Regions from separate parts of the Homo sapiens genome. Here region 2 is linked to region 1. A link is an interaction called in ENCODE POLR2A ChIA-PET data of the cell type or tissue named here. Cell type or tissue: OCI-LY7. All regions are shown on one strand. Links, peaks and the distances in the headings refer to the core of each region. The heading gives the core; the rest is flanking DNA. Region 1 overlaps MXI1 (MAX interactor 1, dimerization protein). Region 2 overlaps SHOC2 (SHOC2 leucine rich repeat scaffold protein).

Region 1 (5,379 bases), core at 77-5,076:
AAAAACATCTGTAGAAATTACAAGGACAAACACAAAAACACAAAGGATTGTAGGCCGGGCACGGTGGCTCATGCCTGTAATCCCAGCACTTTTGGAGGCCGAGGTGGGTCGATGGCTTGAGCCCAGGAGTTCGAGACCAGCCTCGACAATATAGCAAAACCTTGTATCTACAGAAAATACAAAAAATCAGTGGGGCAAGGTGGCACACACCTATAGTCCCAGCTACTCGGGAGGCTGAGGCAGGAGGATCACTTGAGCCCAGGAGGTAGAGGTTGCAGTGAGCTGAGATTGTGCCACTGTACTAGCCTGGGTAACAGAGCAAGACCCTGTCTCCAAAAAAAAAAAAAAAAAAAACATTAAACACAGATAGGGGAGACAGGGAGGGAAAGAACTACTCCTTTTGGAAGCCCAGGCTAAATTTTTATTCTGTCTATAATGATAGCTAGAACCAAAGACAAAAATACTCAAGTCAAATGCCATCCTGCATTGTTGGGGTTCACTTTAAGACAAGTGAAGTTCTAAAACCTGGCAGTGGAACAGTACACTCCATGAAGACAGGAACTCTACCTCTAAAACCTGGCACTGGAATAATACACTCCATGAGGGCAAGGACTCTACCTCCAAGACCTAGCACAGTGCCTCCCATTAAGCAAGTATGTACTCCTTATGTACTGGTTTAATTAATGAATGAATAAACACAAATTTAGGGAGAATGGCTCACAACATAATTCCACATCTTACCAAAATAGTTGCCACAAGGGCTTTTCAAGAGAGTTTCTCTAAATTTTTTTGAAAAAGGATTCTGTTTACATATATTCCCTGGAGCGTACTGCTCAAACCAAGGGTCACCTGAACTTTCAAAACATTTCATAAGCAAGGGGCCCAGCACACTTCTGCCAAGATGAGGAAGCAAAGAAGGAGCCTCCTGCTCAGCATGATGATGGCAAATGCCCATTATTTTTGACCACAAAGATCAAGTCAGCTGTTGACAGCTTTAACACCTCTAGCCAGGCCACTCGGGTACAATGACATCAGAGACAATTGCTTCCTTTAAGTTAGAAGAGCCAGAGAGCAGGTGTCTGTCCTTGGGACAGGGAATTGAAGCCTCTCCCGTTCCCTTCCATCCTCCCTCCCTCTCTTTTTTTTCTCTCTCCCCACTGTGAGCCTAGAGCTCCACCTCCAGAAGGATCCTCCAAGACTTGAATTCCTCCTCCTCAGTCAAGGCTTGGGATAGCCACCTCATCACTGCCACCACCTTCTAGCTCCTCCCTCCTCCCAGCCCCCAAATGTAAAAGATAGTATTTTTCTAAGTATGGCAAATTGAAATTAGCTTCATTTTGAAAGACTATTGAGAATGTTGCAATGACCTTTGCAATAACCGGACACACCCTGGGATCAGTAAACCAGGTTTGAAAATTGCTGACTTTATGAGCACTGGACCTGTGAAACAAATGCCCAGGTTGGGACTCTACCTGGAACCCATTCTCGTATCAGGTAGGAGGGAACACAGCCCAGAAGGACCTGGTTCTGCCTCTGCTGTGTCATCTTGGGCAAGCCAGTGTCCCTCTCTGGGTCTCAGACTCCATGACTGTACAGATGATGGATGCTCTGTGACCTCTGGGGCTCCTTCTGGCCCTGATGCTCTGTGCTAATACCTGCCTCCTTTAAAAACAAAACCTGGACCCAGTGTGGTGGCTCACGCCTGTAATCCTAGCACTTTGGGAGGTCAAGGTGGGCAGATCACAAGGTCAGGAGTTCAAGACCAGCCTAGCCAGCATGGTGAAAACCTGTCTCTACTAAAAATACAAAAATTAGCCAGGCGTGGTGGCAACCACCTGTAGTCCCAGCTACTTGGGAGGCTGAGGCAGGAGAATCACTTGAACCCAGGAGGTGGAGGTTGCAGTGAGCTGAGATTGTGCCAATGCACTCCAGCCTGGGCAACAGAGTGAGACTCCATCTCAAAAAAAAAAAAAAAACAAAAAAAAAAACTGAAGTGGAGCAGAAAGAAAAATGGGAAGGGAGAAGAATGGTTCAGGAGGCCATATTACTATAAAGCTCCCCCATTTCTGCCTGCTGAAAATTGCTTTCCTCATTCTGCAGGAAGACTCCCATTTCTTGCTGGGTTGTTACTTTTTTATTTCTTTTTCTTTCTCTCCTTTAAAAAAAAAAAAAAAAACTCAAAAGCCACAAAACCACAATTCATCTCCCCAAAACAGGACATTTGGAAGCCAGAGCTGTCGGGGGTTAGGTGTGTCAGGCCTGACATACTGGTGGTATCTAAGTGAAGACCAAGCCAGGGCAAGCATGTGCTTCTCCTCCAGAAACCCAGTTTAAATCAATATTTATCCAACTGTATTTATAGAAAGTGGTGGTGGTAGGGAGGAGGGGGTGGGGTAGGGAGGCAGGGGGATCTAAAACAGAACAAGCCACAATGACTGATGCAAATCTTTGTGGCCAATTCGCTTCTGCAGGGCTGGGTTTTTTTTTCAAAAGGCAAAAGACCCGGCTTTTGATGAACCTGCTGTTGGCCCCAGTACCATAGCAACAGCCCCAAGTCCTCTAATATGCCCAGAGGACAGACTTGGGAAAGGCAGCAGGAGGGGGGTGGTGTTTCCTAGGAGCCCTAAACTTGAGTTAAGGCCAGGAGAGTTGAACAACTCTGAAAGACAAAAAAAGAAAAAAAGCCTCTCTGGTTGGCTCTTCTGACTCCAGCCTCACTTCGAAACCTTTTCTAAGCAAGGTGTGTGCAGGAAGACCTTGGACAATAAACAAGGTGTTTCAAATACCAGCTCTGCTTCAGGTTCCTGGGTGACCTTGAGTAAGTCATTTCACTTCTCTGGACTTCATTCCTTGGCTGTGAAATGAGTACATGTGTATATGGTTAAGAGCACAGGCTCTGGAATCAGAGGCCTAAGTTCAAAACTCAGCTCCGCGACTTACTAGCTATATATCCTTTGGGCAAATTACCTGGCATCCCTGCTCCTCAGTTCCCTCCTCCGTAAAAGAGGGTAATAAAATTGCATCCATCAGAAGGTTGTTGTGAAGATCAGGGGAGATAATGAATGCATAGCCCCATACTTGGAATATAGTCAGTGTTCAATAAATTGTAGCCATTATTGATATTATGCCATACAATTAGTTGCTGCTGCTGCACGCCAGCACCCTCTTCATTTTCCTCAGTTTCACCTCTAGACTTTTGCCCAGGCATCTCCAGATGAATCCCCATTTCTGGATGTGTCAGTGGGAGACTGTTTCCATCAGAGATGAGAGATGGATGAGCAGCTACTGTTTTGCCTTGGTAGCTAATGGAGCCTCCTTTTTGCTCCCAAACCAGGAATGGCTCAATTCAACTTCTCTAACTTCCAAGGCCCTGTCCCCTTTCCCTGGATCTCCTTTCCAGGACACACAGTCCTTGGGAGCTCCGTGATTCTGAAAGCCGTAACAATATCCTCAAAAAAGCCTTCTTCTGGTATTTACCAGTCAGCAGAGATCATATTTAAAACTGGAAAAAATAAGTTGAATCTGGGGAACATAATTTGGGATGCAGAGGAAATAGGGCCTGATTTAAGAATGCTCTTCACATAACTCCACTAAAGACAAATACCCTACTCCACCCCCACCATACTTCAACCTACAGAGTTTTCAGAAAGAAGCATCTGCACATAGTAGACATTCAATGTACATTTGAAGAATGTATGAATTCATAAGATTGCTGCCATGCAAAAACGTGACCAGCTTGAACATTAGTTGCCATCAAAGCCCTCGATTTCAGCAGAAGTCACTCTAGTCTCCTTCTTTCTTATTTGTTTCTCAGGGTCACAGCTGTTCACAGGATGCAGTCTCAGCTCTTCAGGTCTGAACTATCATCTTCTTGCAGGGATTGGTCTCACCACCCAAGGGAGTTGGAGATCAGTATTTCTGACTCGTCTCCAAATCTTCGGAAAGGCTGTCACGTGTCCCCTGGCCTCCAAACCTGATCCTCGTGCCATAGCTAGCAGTAAATGACAAATCTAACCAATCAAAACATTTATATTAAGGATCTACTACTGTATGCCCAGTGGTGTGCTATATGCAATGGGTAACATGCATTGAATACTGTAAGTGATCTTTTCTCTTAAGTTACTAATAAACTCCTTGTAAAGGTAAAGCTAACACACAGGAAGCAAGTAGAGAAGTGCATGGTACTGATTATCAAAGCTCAGAGAAGTTGCTATTTATTGAGCACCTATTATATCTCAGGTACGTTAAATATTTAAGTGCAGTGCCTCATTGAGTTGTTTGACAATGATATGAGGGTCATACTATTGTTATCCCCATTTTGCAAAAAGGAAATGGAACCTCAGGCTAAGTAAGTTGTGTCCAAAGTCACAAAGCCAGTAAGCAGTAGAGTAGCAAGCTGGGCCCTGCTCCATGTGACTGCAAAGGTTTCATTCTCTCAAGTACAATGACTTAACAAATAGAGCCAAATGGGCTGAAATAGCTAGGGGAAGCTTCCTGGAGGAGGTGGAAACTGATCTAAGTCTTGAAGAGAAGGTAGGATACAGATATCCCTAGGGGAGTAAGAGAATGAAAGCATTCTAGACAGTGGAAGAGTCTAAGTCGAGCACAGAGGTTCGACTGTGAAGCCTGCTTGCTGGTGGATCTGCTGTACAGACACAGAGGTTTCAGGGCAAGGAAGAGGAGATTAAGTCAGAAGGCAGGGTGGGGCCAAATGACACCACACAACAGCAGCTTCCTCTACCAGGAGGAACAGGCTGTTTCTTGGGCTGTCCGTGCCCCTAGGAAAGCACCCCACCCTCAAACCCAGGTGATCCACTCCAAGGAGCCTTATGGCTTTCTACTCTCATCTGATCGTCCTTCCCTATCTTAAGTGTTGCCTCCAAAGCAACCTCCTCCAGACACTAGGAAGCCCATTTCTCTCCTCCAGACCTTACCTGCTCTCACAGCTTGTTTCACTTACCTGCCAGTCGGCTCTTATGCACATAACATCCCTTTATGGATCTGTTCTTCTCTTTTAGTTTTAACCTTTTCCAAGATCTTTTTCTACTTATTAGTCAGTCCTTAATTCCCACCCTTCCACTGGACTCAAAATGCATATAGGTGATGATGTCAGAGATTATTTACATATAATTTCTGAATTTGTGGTAATAGGATCACAGCCTTCATGATTAATATTTCTGGAGGCCTTCAATTTGTGATCCGTAGAGATTCACATCAGTTGGAGTTTTGGGAGAATGTACCTGCCTTTCCTAGGGAATCCCCCCTGCCTTGCACACAGCAGACAGTCAACAATGTGACTTAATTTGAACCCCTCCTCCAAGAAAACTCAACCTCTCCACTGGAAGTAATTCAGCCATGTGGCCACAACTTGGTGAACAC
Region 2 (5,379 bases), core at 287-5,286, 740 kb before region 1:
GAGTCAAAAATATAACACGTCTATATCAGTTTGCACTTCTAACAATCACATTCATGAGGACATATGTACAAACTTTTGCTCTTCATTGCTTTCTGGTATTGTGCCTGAACACTTAAATACTGAAACATAAAATGTATAATAAATTCTTCATTTTTTTCTAATATCATTGTGCCTAAGCATTTACATAACATATAAAATGTACAATATTTTTCTTATATATCTCCTTTAAGAAATTACATAGATTTTTAAAAATAATGTAGGTTACTATCATTTTAAGAGTAAGGAAGTGTTACAGAATGTTGCATAAATGGGATATTAGGTCTGATGTACTTGAGAACAATTGGTTTAAACTACAAAGGTACTAGGAAAATATAGGAATAATTCTAGAAACAGAAAGCAGTTGGGGATGAACAGGAGTAGGGAGAAGGAAGGGATTCAGGGTAATGTCTGAGTAGCCGGCTTAAATCAGGTGGAGGCAGCATGATTATTCAAGACAGGGAACAAAAAAAAAAAGAAAATTAGTAAAATTTTGAACAAATTTATACTTAGATTCTAGTCTAGTCCACACTTGAAAATGTGATTTTAGAATAAAGGAGGGAGGTCTGGGCTAGAAATAAAGATACAGCTTTGGTGTCAACAGCAAAGGTTTCAGATGAGACTATCCACAAAACGCATGTAGAAGATGATACTGGTACTCTGGGGAAGATAAATATTTAGAAATGGATGGATGGGCCAAGTGCAGTGGCTCACGCCTGTAATCCTAGCATCTTGGGAGGCTGAGGCAGACGGATCAGGAGGTCAGGAGATTGAGACCATCCTGGCCAACATGGTGAAACCCCGTCTCTATTAAAAATACAAAAATTAGCTGGGCGTGGTGGTGCACACCTGTAGTCCCAGCTACTCAGGAGGCTGAGGCAGAAGAATCGCTTGAACTGGGAGACAGAGGTTGCAGTGAGCCAAGATCGCACCACTGCACTCCAGCCTGGCAACAGAGCAAGACTCCGTCTTAAAAAAAAAAAAAGAAAGAAAGAAATGGATGGAAGACAAAGGCCTCAAAGAGAAACAGAGGTACACATAAACTAGGAAAGGGTATTGTCAAAGCAGCAGCCAGTTCATCTATTTAAATTTTAGAAGGAAGGAGTAGTCAAAAATATGTAGCATACTGGCAGAAAACTTAGCCTTAGAGAAGACGGATCTTTTTTCCTTTCAATTAAAAAATGAGAATGGATTCAGCTACAGACAAGTTTGTTTGAAGGGAGGAGGAATAAGAGAGTTAAGTGGGATTATCATCTCCAGTTACATACAGAATCATATTTGTTTGGTGAAACAGAAGCAAATTAATCTGTTGAGAACATGAAAGGCAAAGTTTGCTAAGGGGTTGATGAAAGAAGTAAAAGGAATGTATGAGGACATAGACCAGAGATAAATAAAATTGCTGAGTCTGATAAATTTTGATATCATTAATTTGTCGTGGCATCAATCTCCAAAACTGTACTTGGCAATCTAAATTGTATTCCTAAATTAATTTAAAGTTGAGGGGATTCACAGGGCAAGTGTGGCAGAAAAATAAGGGACCAGACAGTACAGTTTGGGCTGGTAAGGAGAAAAAAGTGAACCTAATAAGCCATTAGTTTCTTAGATAATTAGAGGAAAAGGGAGTGATCAAGAAACTGGAAGAGTGAGTTGGAAATTGTGGGCTGGGGGGGGGGTATCTTCATGATTAAGAATCTGATGTTCTTCCTGCAGGAGAATTTACATTTATCCACAAACATATACATGCGGCATTATACACACCAGGTAAAAAACTATGTTAAGTCAAAGAGTCGGTATAACAGACGAGCATTAAAAAGCTAAAAAGATAGTAAATTATGGCAAAACAAAGCAATAAGCTTTCAATCACAACAGTCCTAAGACTTTGAGAAGTAAAGAAATGAGCTGATTTACTCAAGCACATATTGGAGTCACTGAGTTGCTGAAACTAGAATACAGAGCTACTGATATTCAGGGCACTATTCTAACCAATCTTGCTGACTACAATAACATATTTTATCTTGATGAACCATTTAAATGGTATGAAAGCATGGAACAATACTACAACCAAAGGTACCCATTTATGAATATTGCTATTTCCAAACTTAAATACAAAGATCAGCAAATTACAGGAAGAAAATATCTATTAAGTTAATGTTGCCTTAGGGCAAATGCCCAATAAAGAGCTTGTTTTCTTGATCTCTGAACAAAGCTCCAGGTTCACCAGAAAAGGTACCCTGATGTCTAATTCTGCAGGTCAGCTAGAACCTTTTCTTTCAATTAAAGAGGCTACAAATATAGCTAACTTTCTTACAAGAAGAAGCTACTTACGAGATATTTCACTGGCAATATATTAAAAGGAACATTAAACGGAATACTTTGTTATTTAAAAAAAAAAAGGATTTTTCCTAGGGCCCAATCATTTATTTTTTCTTTTATTTCTCATAAACATGAAAAACACAATGATTATATAAGGTAACAGAGGCAGACAATCTAAACCCAAGCAGATCAAGATAAATGTAAGATTTAAAACATTCATTTTATACAAGACTATCATTTTTTAACATGTAAGAAGAGTTTTCAAACTGGAAAAGTCTTAAACTTTTTATTCCACAATTTCAACATATTTTAGGACAAGGAGCACTGCTGTGAAAAACAAAGGTTTTTTAAAAAGCAGCAAAGTATCACAGGACATTAGGCAAAGCAGCAGAATTGCAAGCAGCTATATCCAAAGAAGCAGAGTGGTCTTAAGGTATGAAATGTAGTCAGGAGTTTGAGACCAGCTTGGCCAACATGGTGAAACCCAGTCTCTACTAATAATACCAAAAAAAATTACCCAGGTGTGCTGGCGCGCACCTGTAATCCCAGCTACTTGGGAGACTGAGCAGGAGAATCACTTGAACCCGGGAGGCGGAGGTTGCAGTGAGCCGAGACTCCAGCCACTCCAGGCAGAGTGCAGTGAGCGCCATTGCACTCCAGCCTGGGTGACAAGAGCGAAACTCCGTCTCAAAAAAAAAAAGACATGAAATGTAAAAAACCTGTTGGATCCACAGGAGTCATTTCAGGCAATTAGGCACATGCAGATACCAGAGGAAGCTATTACAGGTGACTCTGCAAAGTCTATAATTCTCTACATATGTTGGTGCATGTGCTACCCATACATAGCCATATATTTGGGTTGTGTGACCCATGTAATTAAAAAGCATATATTTAATAAGTTTCCATCACTTACAACTCTGTCATATCTTCCAATTTTGATGACAATGACCTTTAAATTATCTAAAATTATTTTATTTGCTTAATTGTTCCTTATGTCTTTATACCCTTCCTTCCTCCTAACTCTTCAACGAGAACAGGAACTTTGTTCAGTGTTGAATGAACATTGTAATATCAGAAAATAAAACATGTAATTAAGTCTCATATTTCAATTTCTACTCTAGGACAATGTACTTTAGTAAAAAAGAAATTATAATATTTTGGTTGAAACAAAAATTATAGAAAACAGAGCAATGACACAAAGTCACATTATGTATTTCTTGGTTAAAAGATTCTATTTTCCCCCTGAAGTTCCCTTTCACACTACAGGTTAACAGATGTCCCACACGTGATACCGCAAGTATGAATTTATTAAGTCAGCAGTTAATGAGTCTACACAAAACTCTGCATACAGAGACCTCAATAAATGTCTTTTAAACTGAACTGAGATAATCAATAGATTTCCCCCCCAATCTCACTAAAAACCTACCTCATTTGCATCAAACTTGATTTCCTTCCAAAATCAGATCTTTATCCCAAACTGCTCCATTTCAGTAAAAGACAACATTCAGTTAAGCAAGAAACTTAAGAAACTTAAGAGTTATTCCTATTCCTCCTTCCTTAATTTCCCATATCCAAACCTTTGGCAAACATGGTGGACTTTAGTCAAAATGAATCACAAATCGTCTACTCTCCACATTCATTGCCTTCACCGTACTCCAAGCTCTCATCGTCTCTCTCTTGAACTACCTTGTCTCCTACCTTGGCCTGCTGATTCCCACATACTTTAAATCCATTCTCCAAAAAGTGAACAAAGCACTTTTTATCCAAATAGTTCATATTACTCTCCTGCTCAAATTCTCTAACCGCCGTATGCAGCACAAAATGTTACAGAGGACTAGAAATGGCTAATTTTTCAAATATTAGGTAAAGAAAAGACATCTTAGAGTTGCCCCATTAAATCTCAAAATTAACATATTTTAGGAAAAGGTTTCCCTGCCTGTCTCTTCAACCTTACCTCTTACCAATCTCTCACTGGCTTACTATTCCCCAGTCACACTGCTCTTACTGTTCCTTGAAAACATCAATTTCTTTCCTACCTCAAGCCCTTGTCTGTGTTTCCTCTGCCTGGAATGTTCTTCCTCAGTCTTCACATGGCTGACTCTTTATAATATTTAGGACTCACCTCAAGCTTCACCCCTTAAATAAAGCCTTCTCTGACCATCTATCCTGTTTTATTTTCTTCATAACATTTATTAGTATATGAAATTACTTTACTCTTTTATGTTTATTTGCTTATGATACATCCCATTTCCCTGCAAGAATGTAAGCTCTGTAAGACTTCCTTCCATAAGATAAGGGACCTTGTCTGTCTTGTTCACAAATATACTGTTAGCATCTTTATCAGTTCCTGTTTTATAGTAGTTAAGACCCATATTAAAATAACAAAACATTTAAACTTTAATTTCAAAGGCACTTTTAATTTCAAAGTGACTTGAGAATCTGCTGCAAAGAAGCTAGCTGATACTACCCCTTTATTTTGATGCTAACATAAACATTTATCATATAACTAGGTAGTGAATGAGATGATTCTAGATGACCAAGTCTTCTGATTCCATAGTCAATATACTCCTGCCACCCTAACCAAGCTGCCTCTCTCATGTTAAAAAATGTATAATCAGAAAATAAAACATGTAATTAATTCAAATATTTCAATTTCTATTCTAGGACAATATCTTTTAGTAAAAAAGAAATTAAATTTGTAATATTTAATATTAATATAAGTAAATATTTTAACAGTATATACTGTGAACACTAAATTGGAATATAAACATTAATAAATTATACACAAAAACAATGGACTTATTTTTCCTTAAAAAGAGGCAAACAGTAGCTTTTCCTGAATACAAATTATTTAGAATAAAAATGTAATTTTTCAACAAATTTTTGGTCAACAAAAACTAAATCAGTGCTTATAGACAACCCAAATTAGAAAATAAAATAAACCAAGATAGATGACTTCACTTAGGTTAAATATATTAAAAAGTAATAATTATATATAATTAAAAATTTTCCTTTTTATACTATAGAAGA

What was found. Peaks named below come from ENCODE experiments on the same cell type or tissue, not always from the same donor. Only the 100,000 strongest peaks of a DNase experiment are listed, where the experiment ranks them.
Region 2: POLR2A ChIA-PET joins it to region 1 with 5 read pairs; 3 of 35 experiments call an interaction of 5 or more read pairs at or near these places.

What each region holds. Positions count from the first base shown.
Region 1 is chr10:110,211,641-110,217,019 of GRCh38, reverse strand. All of the region lies in intron 1 of MXI1 (MAX interactor 1, dimerization protein), which reads right to left. It overlaps LOC105378480 (a long non-coding RNA gene), which reads left to right. Exons shown (of 2, transcript XR_946315.4): 2 at 1-4,152. Among named protein-coding and RNA genes, the nearest start is that of MXI1, 6.7 kb to the right of the region's middle. RefSeq lists a silencer at 2,376-2,425. In OCI-LY7, for the core only: no CTCF peak of the experiment used is centred there; DNase peaks (open chromatin) are centred at 2,449 and 4,669; H3K4me3 peaks cover 1,900 bases; H3K27ac peaks cover 826 bases.
Region 2 is chr10:110,953,863-110,959,241 of GRCh38, reverse strand. All of the region lies in intron 1 of SHOC2 (SHOC2 leucine rich repeat scaffold protein), which reads right to left. Among named protein-coding and RNA genes, the nearest start is that of MIR548E, 32 kb to the left of the region's middle. In OCI-LY7, for the core only: no CTCF peak of the experiment used is centred there; no DNase peak of the experiment used is centred there.